Linked DNA regions of Mus musculus: region 2 is linked to region 1. A link is a loop called in an ENCODE intact Hi-C map of the cell type or tissue named here. Cell type or tissue: left cerebral cortex. All regions are shown on one strand. Links, peaks and the distances in the headings refer to the core of each region. The heading gives the core; the rest is flanking DNA.

Region 1 (8,707 bases), core at 3,473-5,972:
AGACATTAGATAGTCAAAAGAAAGAAAGAGAGAGAGAGAGAGAGAGAGAGAGAGAGACAAGACAAGACAGGGAGGGAGGGCAGGCGGCGGGCCAGGCAGTGGTGGCACACGCCTTTTATCCTAGCACTCAGGAAGCAGATGCAGGAGGATCTCTGTGAGTTCGAGGCCAAACTGATCTACAGAGGAAGTTCCAGGAGACCCAAGGCTATTTCACAGAGAAACCATGTCTCAAAAAACAAAAAGATAAGCAAACAAAAGCAGGCTGAGCAAGCCGTGGACAGCAAGACAGTAAACATTCCTCTGTGGTTTCTACGTCAGTTCCTGCCTCCAAATTCCACCTTGAGTTCCAAGCACTTGAGGGATGAAACCTGGAGGATCAGGAACTCAAGGTCATCCTCCGAGACATAGCAAGTTCAAGACCAGTCTCAGTTTGTCTCAAAAATGAGGGAGCAGGTGTGAAGGTGGTGAGAGAGCTCACAGGAGGCTACTGGAGTAAATTACGTAAAAGACTGTAACTTAGACTGAAAAGGCAATGAGACTAAAATATGTGATGAAAATAAATTGTGAAGAACAGGACTTGTGGGTGAATTAGATTTGAGAATGAACAAGAATATTATGTTTCTGGCTTGAATGAAGTAATGTACTAAAATAGAGAAGACCAATAGAAATACAAGATAGTGGAAGAAAGAGGTGGAGGAGATAAGAAGGAGGAAGAGGAGGAAGAGGGAAAAAGGAAAAATGAGTAACGGAGAGGAAAATCTGGCTCTTTTTCAGCTATTTTACGTTTAAGATTCTAAATGGATGTCTAAGTAGACAGCAAGCTCAAGAGAACTCTAAGCTAGAAAGTTAGTAAGTAGGAGTCATCACCTTGAAAACACATGGTTATTTCAGTGAAGAGCACACAGCTTGTCTAGGCTAAGGCAGAGAAACCAAAGGTTAATGGCTGAGGTGTATCTAGAAAGTCTGATGGAAGAATCTTATTAGGTAAGCCATTGACTAACAACTGCAGCCACAGTAGCAGAAAAATAACAGTGCAGGGTAAATTACTGCATGCTATAAAATCAGTCATTCTATTAACACTCACACATCTTACTGAATCCTCTCAACTCTATGTAGTCGATGTTATGTTTCATACTTTATACAATGAATGAGCTTCAAACATACAGAGGACTAAGTAGACTGCTTCTTTTCACTTAACCTTCTGACTTTAAAAGGCAATCTCTTATCCTTGCCTTACAGCCCTCTACTGATCCTTCACACACCTTCTAAGTTTTTGTTTCTGTTTTTGGTTTTAAACAACTGGCATACAAGTGTAGCAATGGTTCTGTCATTAAATGTACTCACTGCTCTTGCAGAGGGGAACTGTTCCTATCCACAGCATCCACATGGTGGCCTACACCAATTCCAGAGGATCCAACACCCTCTTCAACCTCTGAGGATACATGTGCTATACATACATACGCAGCCAAAGTACACATAAAATAAATTTTTAAAAAGAGAGAACTTGCATATTCTGAAATTTAGAAATACATTCCAATCTTACATAGTAGATAAACTTCTGGGAGTAAGGACCAAAGGTGAAACAGGCAAATACAACATTATGCAATGCCAGACAGAGTAACTTGTTTTCAGTACGTGCACATTGCAAGCTATCTTAATAGGTCAAATAGAAAGTAAGTCTTTGCTCAAAGAGTCATATCTCAAACTAACCCAAGCCACAGCTGCATATGCAACTGCTGGTCACAAAACAAGGGAAAAGAGCAGCTCCCATAACACAAACTCACCATCCATTACTGAAAGCATTCCTCAAAGCCTCAAACTTTTACAGGTTTTTTTTAATCTACAAAGTCTGTATTTCTGCTTAGAAAAGAAAACTAGCATTAATTTGAAACAGCCATTAAAAGATGTGTGTGCTTTGAAGGCTGATGTGGTCATGGTAGAGAGCACCTGACTGAAAGGTGTGCCTTGACTGGTATTTGCTAGAAAAGTGATTAATGTCTGATTTTCACCAATGTTAGAAAAGTGCTCTCTGCCACAGTCATCAGCAGCACGCTTGTGGTGCATATACAAACATGTATGCAAATATGTAAAATAAGAATAAACCAAGAATAACACCAAGTGTTAGTGTTCGTAAATTATCTACTACTATACAACATTATATAAACAATGGTATTCCATCCTAATGTTTTAAATTTAGATACTTGTGATTTTATCTTCAGTTACCATTAAGACACCCTACATTAAATTAAATGCAATATTTATCAATTAGGTTCAGTTAATACAAATATTGCTAAAATCTATAAAAATTAATATAAAAGTATCTATTAAATAATGCCAGTACAGATCTTATGCTGTAATGTAATACTTTCTAATTAACAAATGAGCTTACACTATTTAATTATAGTAAACTGGAAGAGGGTGCACTTATCACTGGTACACAGATAAATATAGATGAAGTCATTTAGCTTCACAGACCAGGAAAATGAAGACTGAAAAATTTATAGGTTACTTACTAATGAAAAGCTATTTTAAGTATATTTATTTCAGGTAGGTTGAACAAATACTTTTTTTCTGGTTTCAAATGCTAAAGACCACATGTTGAAAAGAGCTCTCACAACTAATACAAGACTTAATTCACTGAAGAATTAGAAAATTACTTATATTTAATCTAATTTAAAACAAAATTAAGGGAGACTGAGACTAGAAGCAAGTCACAATTGCAGATCAAAAACCTAAAGTAAACTAGTCCAGTGAACACTGTACAGATGATCTGAGTGTGAGCTGACATTGGCACTGGCATAGTTTATCCAAATCCACACATGAGCATTCTCCAGACCAAGTCCTTTGTGACACAGCGCATTCTCACGCTAGCTTACATACAAGACGGTTATGGGAAAGACCCATGGAAGCAGGAAGGAAGGAGCAGTCGGGGTAACATGCTCTCTTGTACATCAAGGCTCAGCAGTGAGCTATGAACTCATCTCATTTAAATTCTACTGCCATGGGACAGGTGGCACAACTCTTTTCCATTTTATCAATGTTATTTCATTAATTTTGTCAGTAGTAAGGTTAGCATCTAAAATCAAGACCTGACCAAAAAAAAAAAAAAAAAAAAAAAATCAAACAATCTTTCTTCAAGGTTTGCAAATCAGAATCCTTTCATATTATCTATCTTATAAAGTCATTCAATTTCCCTATTTACTCTTCTTTAACTACTTTAACTGGAAAAAAAAATCACATCTCGATTTATAAAGACCACATTTACAAACCTTTTTAATCCTGGGGAAAGGCACTAGTGATCATCTTCAATACACAAAGCAGTATTCTCACTGCCCCTTCAGTGTTAAAAAGCTTGGCACTAGACTTTGTAACATTCCTATGAACCTTGAGCTTATCTTTCTAGGGGGAGTATGTTATAAGACACAATGTTTGAAATTTAAATGCCTCAGAAAATCCATGATTTCATCACTAAGTGTTACAATGAAATCCTCTTCTTACCAGACTAAAAGATGCAAGAGGAAAACTGAGGGTTTCCCAAACAGACTGTCAAGCATGCTACTTCCCCAAAACAAATCTGACTGTATGTAGACCCTCCCAAATCAGAAGACAGTCTACTAAGACTTAACTACACTAGCAAACTTCACCTTCACTATAAAGCTGGAAAAAAAAAAAAAAAACAATCAGCATTTGAAACAACCCAACATTTAAAAAACTTTATTTCCAATTACATTTACCAAAACCAAAATAAAAACTAAAACAAAAAGCCCTTTGTTATTTACCTGTTGTGAAAACATAAAAACTATATAGAGAATTAAATTATTCTCAAGGCATAATTCAACATGCTGACATTACAATCATTTTTAAGCCTCAGAAAGCTATCCCTTTCTCTGATCACTAGCTCTTCAATTTAAAATCTTATAGGATGAGTTAAGTGCAATTTTACCTTCATGAAAGACTATGATCTTATGTGTAGCAACAGTATGAACTGAAGGAAATGGGTAAGTACAGTTGAATTTAGAGATCACCATTCTTCACAAACACTGTTTTAATACATGAATATCTCAGGAAACCTTCTTACAACAAGAATTATTAATATATAGTCTGTAAGCAAGCAAATAGCCTGTTTAAGCTTTTCAAAGTGTTTTCACGATTTTAACATTATCCTCTCAACTTTTGTAACAAGAATTAAAGTAAAAGTAATTCCAACTCAATTAATGGACAACAAATACTAATTGTATTGTCTTATACAACATACAGATATGTCTCAGTAAACATTCCATTTGTATAATATTACATTTACTATAATTTAAATCATCTTTAAGGGAACATGTCTCCCTAAAAGTTGCCGTTTACAAGACAAAATAGAGATCTCCAAAAATACACAAAAACAAAACTAAAGTGTATATACAAATGTCATAAAAGCATTGTTACTTCATCCTCATTTCCTAAATTCACAGGAAAAGAAATGTCATTTTAGTGTGTTTTAAAACACACACACACACACACACTACTTTGTTTACCTTTTCCTCAGACTGTCCAAGTACTGCCAAGGTAACATAGATTTTAAAACTGACAACTAGACTACTTAGCAGTTGCCAAAACAACGCAGCTGGATTCTTAAAGGGAAAGTACTCTTGTGTAATATACACCTAATTACTGCTTTACAGAACCTCACTGTCATACAGTAATGGATGTTTCAAGAAAGACATAAGAGAAACACGATGCGCTGCGCTACAAACTTGAAAACTGTTATACAATATTAGTTTTAAAATAGTTGTCAACACATCGCAGCAGGTCTTTCTAATTTCAATTTCTGGAATCCCAATTTCACAGTAAACATACAGGTTAGCGCGACGGTGTAGTCAGTCTACACTCCGTTGCCTTCTGGATCATGATGACAGGGGCTTCAGAGCTCAGGGACCTATTTAAGGTCCGAGTGAGCAAGAATTTGATAGTTACACTTTTCCAGGGGGAGGGGGGAAATGCTAATTCAGAAAACGCTCACCTTTCCCAAACTTGTCTGCAATATCACTGATCTTTAATCCTCAACCGCCCAAAAACAGATGACATCGAACCCAAAGGCAAAGTTTCCATCTCACCCTGAGACCTAAGGCGGGATCTACCCGATTGCAAGGAGCGGGTCCCTTCTGCAGCCCCGACTCCCAAGACCTTTTCCCCGCACCCGCAGGTGCTCGAACCCGGCCACCGCCCGGGCCAGGTCCAGACACACAACCTAACGCCGATATCCCCACGGGAGAGTTCGACCCCCTACCTCCCGCCCCAGTGAACCAACCTTCCCCCCGAAGCAGAAGTGGGGGAACTTTAAGTGCGACCACAGGGCCGGACGCCCCCCGCACTGGCGGTTTACGGAGCGGGGAGACCCCGAGATCCGCGACGCTGGAGGAATGGACCGAGTGGCTCCGCGGCCCCCTGGGAACTCCGTCAACTTTCAGGGAGGAGCGGGGCGGCGCGGCTGGGGGCCCCAGAGGTGGCGCGCACAGGGAGGCGGCTCGCGACAGTCCCCCCCGCGGGCCCCCGCCGCCGCGCCCGCAGCCCCCCGGGCTCGCCCCAGGGCACCCCGCCCCCACCGCACGGGGCCGCGCCCCTCCGCTCTCCCGAGGGCCCGGCCGCCCCACGCCCAGCCTCGCCCCGGCGCCCGGAGCCGCGCGGGCACCCCTCCTCGGCCTCGCAGCCCCTCCGTGGTAGTGCCCCCCACTCCCAGCGCGGCCCGACCCCCTTCCCAGCCGCCGCCACATCCCCGCCGCCCGCGGCCCCTCACCGAGTCTCCGCTACTGCCGGCGGGCGCGCACACGCCGCAGCCCCGGCCCGGCCCGCCACAGCACTCCGCGCCGCCCGGAGCCGCCTCCTTCAGCCCGGGACTCGCCGGGACATCCGCGCACGGATCCCCACACCGGGGCTATTTTTAGGAGTCAGGCCTCGGCCAGGCCGGAACTCGTTCTTCGCGGCGCGCGTGCGCACTGCGAGGACGTCTTGGTGTCCCTCCGCGGGCCTCGCCTCTCCCTTCCTCTCGGCTTCCTCTCTTTCTTCTCTCCCGGGCTCTCCTTTTAGGGTATATTTCTGCTCTCGGTGGGTCCTGAAGGGTTTGTCATGGACAAGACGAGGGACTAGTCAGAGAGAGCCGCGCCTTCTCAACAGCTAGCGCTGTGGCACAAGGACAAGAGGGGCGGACTATGTTTTTCCGGGTGGGTGAGGCGACAGATCACCCGGCACAGGAAGGAGATGACGGCTGCTTGGCGCCGGGGCTGCAGCCTGGAGCGCGCTTCCCTCTTTGAAGGACCGTGTTCTCCTGGAAGGGATACTGGTCACTTGATGAGGGCCTGGGCGTGGCGGGCCGGTGGCGTCGCGCCCCCGCCGCCTCCTGGTCCAGCCCGGGCCCACGGCTCCGGTGACGCGGCGCGTGACTAGTCCCCGCGCTTGGTCCGTGACCACAGCCGAGAGGCCCGACCCGGCGGGACGGCCCAGACGCCCTGTGCGGTGCTCGGGACCGAGGCCAGCTCCCCGCCCTCGTGTGCGCCGGGCCTGCCCAAACCTCGGCTCGCCACGCCCTCACTGTGGTCGGGGCCACACCTGTGTCCAGGCCTGGACAGCTGCTGGGTCACCCCCGCCGGGCCAGCAGTTGGATGCTGTCCCTGGCCACCCAATCCCAGCAGGGGCTTGGAAAGCAGAAACACCTTGAGAATGAGGCAACCTGCCTATTTGGGCTACTAATACTAGCTAGTATGGATTAGTGGTAAACTGTATCTCACTTAGTACTCACATCGCAGTGAAGTTCACCTCATTTTCTGTTCCCATTCGGCAGATAAGAAAGGAAAACTGAGAACCACTCTGACCACGCAGGGTCACACAGCGTCAGAGAAGGGCCATAAGGATCTGAATTCCTAACTACTCGACGAACTGATTTTTCTGAGGGGAAAAGATGTCTTTGAGACAGCACTTGTATTTTGTTAACTTACTGATTTTGTCCAGAGAAGGCTTATGGGGGTGACTCTCTGCTGGTCCTCACCCCCAAAAGTTGCTACCGCTGTAGAGGTAATAAGAATGTGATGGCTGGTATCCGAACCCAGAGCTGCCCATGCAATGGGCACAAACCCTCATTCGAAAATGAGAGGCTCAATTCTGTGGTTAGGGCTTTAAAACAAGTCTTTGGGGGTGGGTGAGCAGATGTGCGGAGGAACTGGGAAGTTACAAAGGAAGCTGGAGGCTCTCTGGCTTCCTCCCTCAAGGACAACAAGGCAATGTGCTGGAGAGAGGCTGACACAAAGGCAGTACAGAGATACGAGATTACCAGACACTGGAAAATAAGCCCAGGGCTTCTACTCAGGGCCTCGCTTCAGTGTTCAGGGGAGTTTGGTGGAGGGGGGTGGCAGGGAGCTGTTATCTTCCCCTCTAGCCTGTCAGGCCCTTTGAGAGGAAAAGGCCTGTGCCCAGGCTGCAGGGAGGATTTTAAAACACACTAATTCTGGTGTAAAGCAGCAAGGTATGAGGAAAGGCACGAGTGTTATCCCACCAGAAGCCGCAGCAGCTGTATTCAACTGTTCTACTCCAAGAGAATGGCTGTTCTGGTGATTTCCACTAAAACTAAAGGTAAAGGAGAGTGAAGACTAGGCCCTTCTCACCAGCTTTTCACCCTGAGAGAGAGGGAAGGACAAAGAGGACAAATTGTTTCAGAAGACATTTGACTCTCTCATAGCTCCCCCATCCCTGCCTTCTGTTTGCAGTCCTCCTGGAACACAGGAGACTCAACTCCAGCCTGTCCACCCATCCCATCGCCTAATGCTTTTGGTCACCCTAGAAGCCAGGCAGAGGACTTGGCCATAAGTGCAGCCAAGGGAAAAGGCTGTTTGCACAGTTTTAGAGAGAACCCTTTTTCTCAGCATCTGCATCACAATATCATTGCCTAAGAATTAGGAGTGATCAGAGGATAAAAAGAGAGAGGGAAGAAGGAGGGGAAGGAAGAGAAGACAGCTGTTGGAAGATATATTACCAAAGCACACTCAACTGTTACTTATAGTTAAAATAAGTGTTTGGGGGAAGGCGTTGAAGCATCTGCACCTGAAGTCCAGTGCCCAGCAACTTCCCAGTGCTCAGCTTGGCGTGGACCATATGCCCAGCATGGCTGTGTGCTGCTGACTCCAAAGGAACGACTGAGGAGCAGCACGTTGTCCTCCTATTCTGTCTGGCCTCCTTAAAGCCCCAGTGAGCGGGCTGCAGGGACTCAGCATTGCTCTGGCACTGGGCCTGAGTGAAGAACAGCCCTTCTTTCTACAAAGAGGCTGCCAGGTCACAGCAAGGATCCAGCTTAAAACACGATACAGCTTCTCTCTTGGTGACCTTGAAAAGGACTTCTTCCTAGGACACAGCACAGGAGTAACTAAAGGAAAGGTCATTAGGGAAGACTTCTTAGAGGAGGCCATGCCCACAGTAAATCTAAAACACTTGATGGGATGCACAGGGACCCTCTGCTTAGCTCTTAGTATGGATGGAAAAGAAACAGGATCCCTGATCACCAGGGCAGCCTCTTCTTGCCTGTTACCTAACTGTCCCCACTCAGAACCCCCAATGGCTGCTTTGTGCACATCAGCCTGTTCCCCCATCTGGAGGGTAAGCCTTTCCCTACCTGGTCCAACTCTGACGAGGCACCATTTTGTACTATGGCCCTTCTCTAAGTTAGTGCATGAGTACTTAG
Region 2 (2,500 bases), core at 1-2,500, 180 kb after region 1:
ATTAACTAATCAATATCACATTCCAGTAACAACAGAAAAGGCCTCAGAAATCCACTAAAATACCTGTTTTCTCACAATTTCTATGACAAAGGCTTTTAAACACAAGCGGAAATTTATGGAGTTTAAGACATAGAAAACTTTTAAAATAAAAACTTCATTAATAAATTATAAATGGGCTACTCACAAGTACCACATGAGTTTAATTCTAGTACTTGGGAGGCAGAGGCAGGTGGATTTCTAAGAGTTCGAGGCCAACATGAGCACGTTCTCAAAAATACAACTCCAAAATGCTAAATGGTCTATAGTCTCATATGTGCCTTTCTGAGCCCCCAAGTAGCTCAAGGAAGTCAAAGCGGAGGAGGTCCTGGCTTGGACTGGAGCCGCAGTAAGGCACAGAGCAAATTAATAATTAGGAAAGGAGAGTAGATTAGAGTCAGACAGCTTGGGCTTGAACCTTCATTCTTCTGCTTACTAGATACGTGGCCTTAGGATCTCATCGGTGTAATGGGGGAACTAAAACTATCTCCTAAGTTTGGGAAGAATGGCTAGGTTTATAAATGTGTGACGCAGGATTCTTGGAACAGAGCCTTCTCTAGTATATGACAGGTATTATTTTCATTATTATTAGTAAGTGACACACTGGGAAGTGTGGCCAATTAACAGAGAACTTTCTTTGGCATGCAGCAAGGGTACCAACCCTTTTCTATCCTTTAATTGCAAGGAACGAGCTGGAGGCTACGGCCTCTGGAGATGATGATTCATCCCTTCAAGCCAAGGACACAAAATGGGACACGACAGAGGAAGCACTTCTCTGCTCTAATATACCACAAAAGCCTCTGTGCAAATTAGATGAGGTGCCATGCAGACATCACACCACAAAGTTAAATACATACCGACACTTGCTACTTCTCCTTACACGCCTCCTCTCCTTGCTTTATGGGGAAAGATGACTAGTTAATGACTCAGAAATACTATTTGGCTACATTTCATCTTAGGGGGATCTGGCTGGCACTCCCAGAGCACTTTCGAATTCATTACATGTGCCCTAGCAGTATATACTATCTTGTGCTATAGCTGAATCAGCTGTGTTAAAGCCTATTACATGTTAATGCCACTTAATATTTCCAAGTAGTACAATCTGAGGAGGGAGGGAATGCAGGAAAGGGAGGGAAGAAAGAGGGAGAGAGGAAGAGAGGGAGAGGGAGCAAGCAATGACCTGCTCTTAGTGTGTTTGGAGTCAGGACTGCGACTGCATCCTGGCTTCCCACAGGGTAGCTGGTTCCTGCTTCCCTGATTCAGTCTCTTCCTTTGCTGTATGATAAGGATGACAATGTAATAGCTCACGGATTTGTGACTTCATGAAGCTGGTGTATATGGGGCCAAGCTTGATCGCACAGTAACAGGTGCTCAGCACACCCTGACCATTTATCTTGCTCTTCTGAGTGTAAAGAGATCAGAAAAGGAGTGTAGATCCTGAGGAGAGCCCGGCGGCTGTTTTAGCTGACACAGCACAGCCTGCTGGTCAGGGTGAGAAAGCTCCTTGTTTGGCAAGGTCCCAGCTGAGAGAGCTAGGCTCTGGCTGCCTCAGGAAAGCACGCTTTTAGCCAGCCAGAATATAGTCTGCTGCCAAAACTCCCAAGCCCAGAGGACTAGCAGTTTAAATAAATGAGCCTGAAATACGAGAATCTGCTGCATGGAAAAGCTTTGAGTCTTTTTTTATATTGTTTTACCCAGACTAACCTGAAATTCACTAAGCAGCTCAGGCTGGTGACAACTCATGACAATTCTCCTGCTTCAGCCCCTCAACTGCTAGGATTATAGTTATGAGCCCCTGTGTTTGGTTCTTACATTCTCTCTCTCATATATATACATATATATGTATATATATGTATATATGTATATATATGTGTGTGTATATATGTACATATATGTATATACACACACCTATATGAATGTAAATAAATAACACTACATATATGTTGTTTAGATTATTTAAGTGTATGAAGTTTATGTATGCATTTGTACCATGTCATGCCTGTTCTTATGGAGATCAGAAGACGGCATTGGATTCCCTGGAAGTTTATGAGTCACAGATGGCTATGAACCACTACATGGGTGCTGAGAATTGGATCCAGATCCTCTGCAAGAGCATAAGTGCTCTAAGCCATTGTACCATCACTCTGGCCCCTGGTTTCTTCGTACGTAATACAGAAACTCTTCACTAAATGATAGACTTTAGAAGAGACTACTTACCTACTAGTCAGTAAAGGTTTATTTTCTTCTGATTAATATTATTTACTTATATTATTTCACCAATACTACATGCTAAATAAAGATCATAAAAGAACATTCAAAAAACAAACAGAAAACCCTTCTTCTACCCAGGAAGCAGAAGCAGGTTGATCTCTCAGTTTAAGGCCAGACTGGTCAACATGGTGAGTTCTTGGACAACCAGGGCCATGCAAAGAGACCTTGTCTCAAAAAACTAAAATCAAACACA

Evidence for each region. A loop is a pair of places that touch in the nucleus more often than their neighbours do. Peaks named below come from ENCODE experiments on the same cell type or tissue, not always from the same donor. Only the 100,000 strongest peaks of a DNase experiment are listed, where the experiment ranks them.
Region 2: it touches region 1 in a loop (4-fold over the local background); 9 of 42 quality-filtered maps call a loop at or near these places.

The regions. Positions count from the first base shown.
Region 1 is chr7:67,366,934-67,375,640 of GRCm38, forward strand. Mef2a (myocyte enhancer factor 2A) reads right to left here and starts at 5,925. Exons shown (of 11, transcript NM_001291195.1): 1 at 5,780-5,925. In left cerebral cortex, for the core only: no CTCF peak of the experiment used is centred there; DNase peaks (open chromatin) are centred at 4,841 and 5,209; H3K4me3 peaks cover 2,130 bases; H3K27ac peaks cover 1,184 bases.
Region 2 is chr7:67,547,901-67,550,400 of GRCm38, forward strand. All of the region lies in intron 6 of Lrrc28 (leucine rich repeat containing 28), which reads right to left. Among named protein-coding and RNA genes, the nearest start is that of Gm23233, 22 kb to the right of the region's middle. In left cerebral cortex, for the core only: a CTCF peak has its summit at 1,529; DNase peaks (open chromatin) are centred at 941 and 1,559.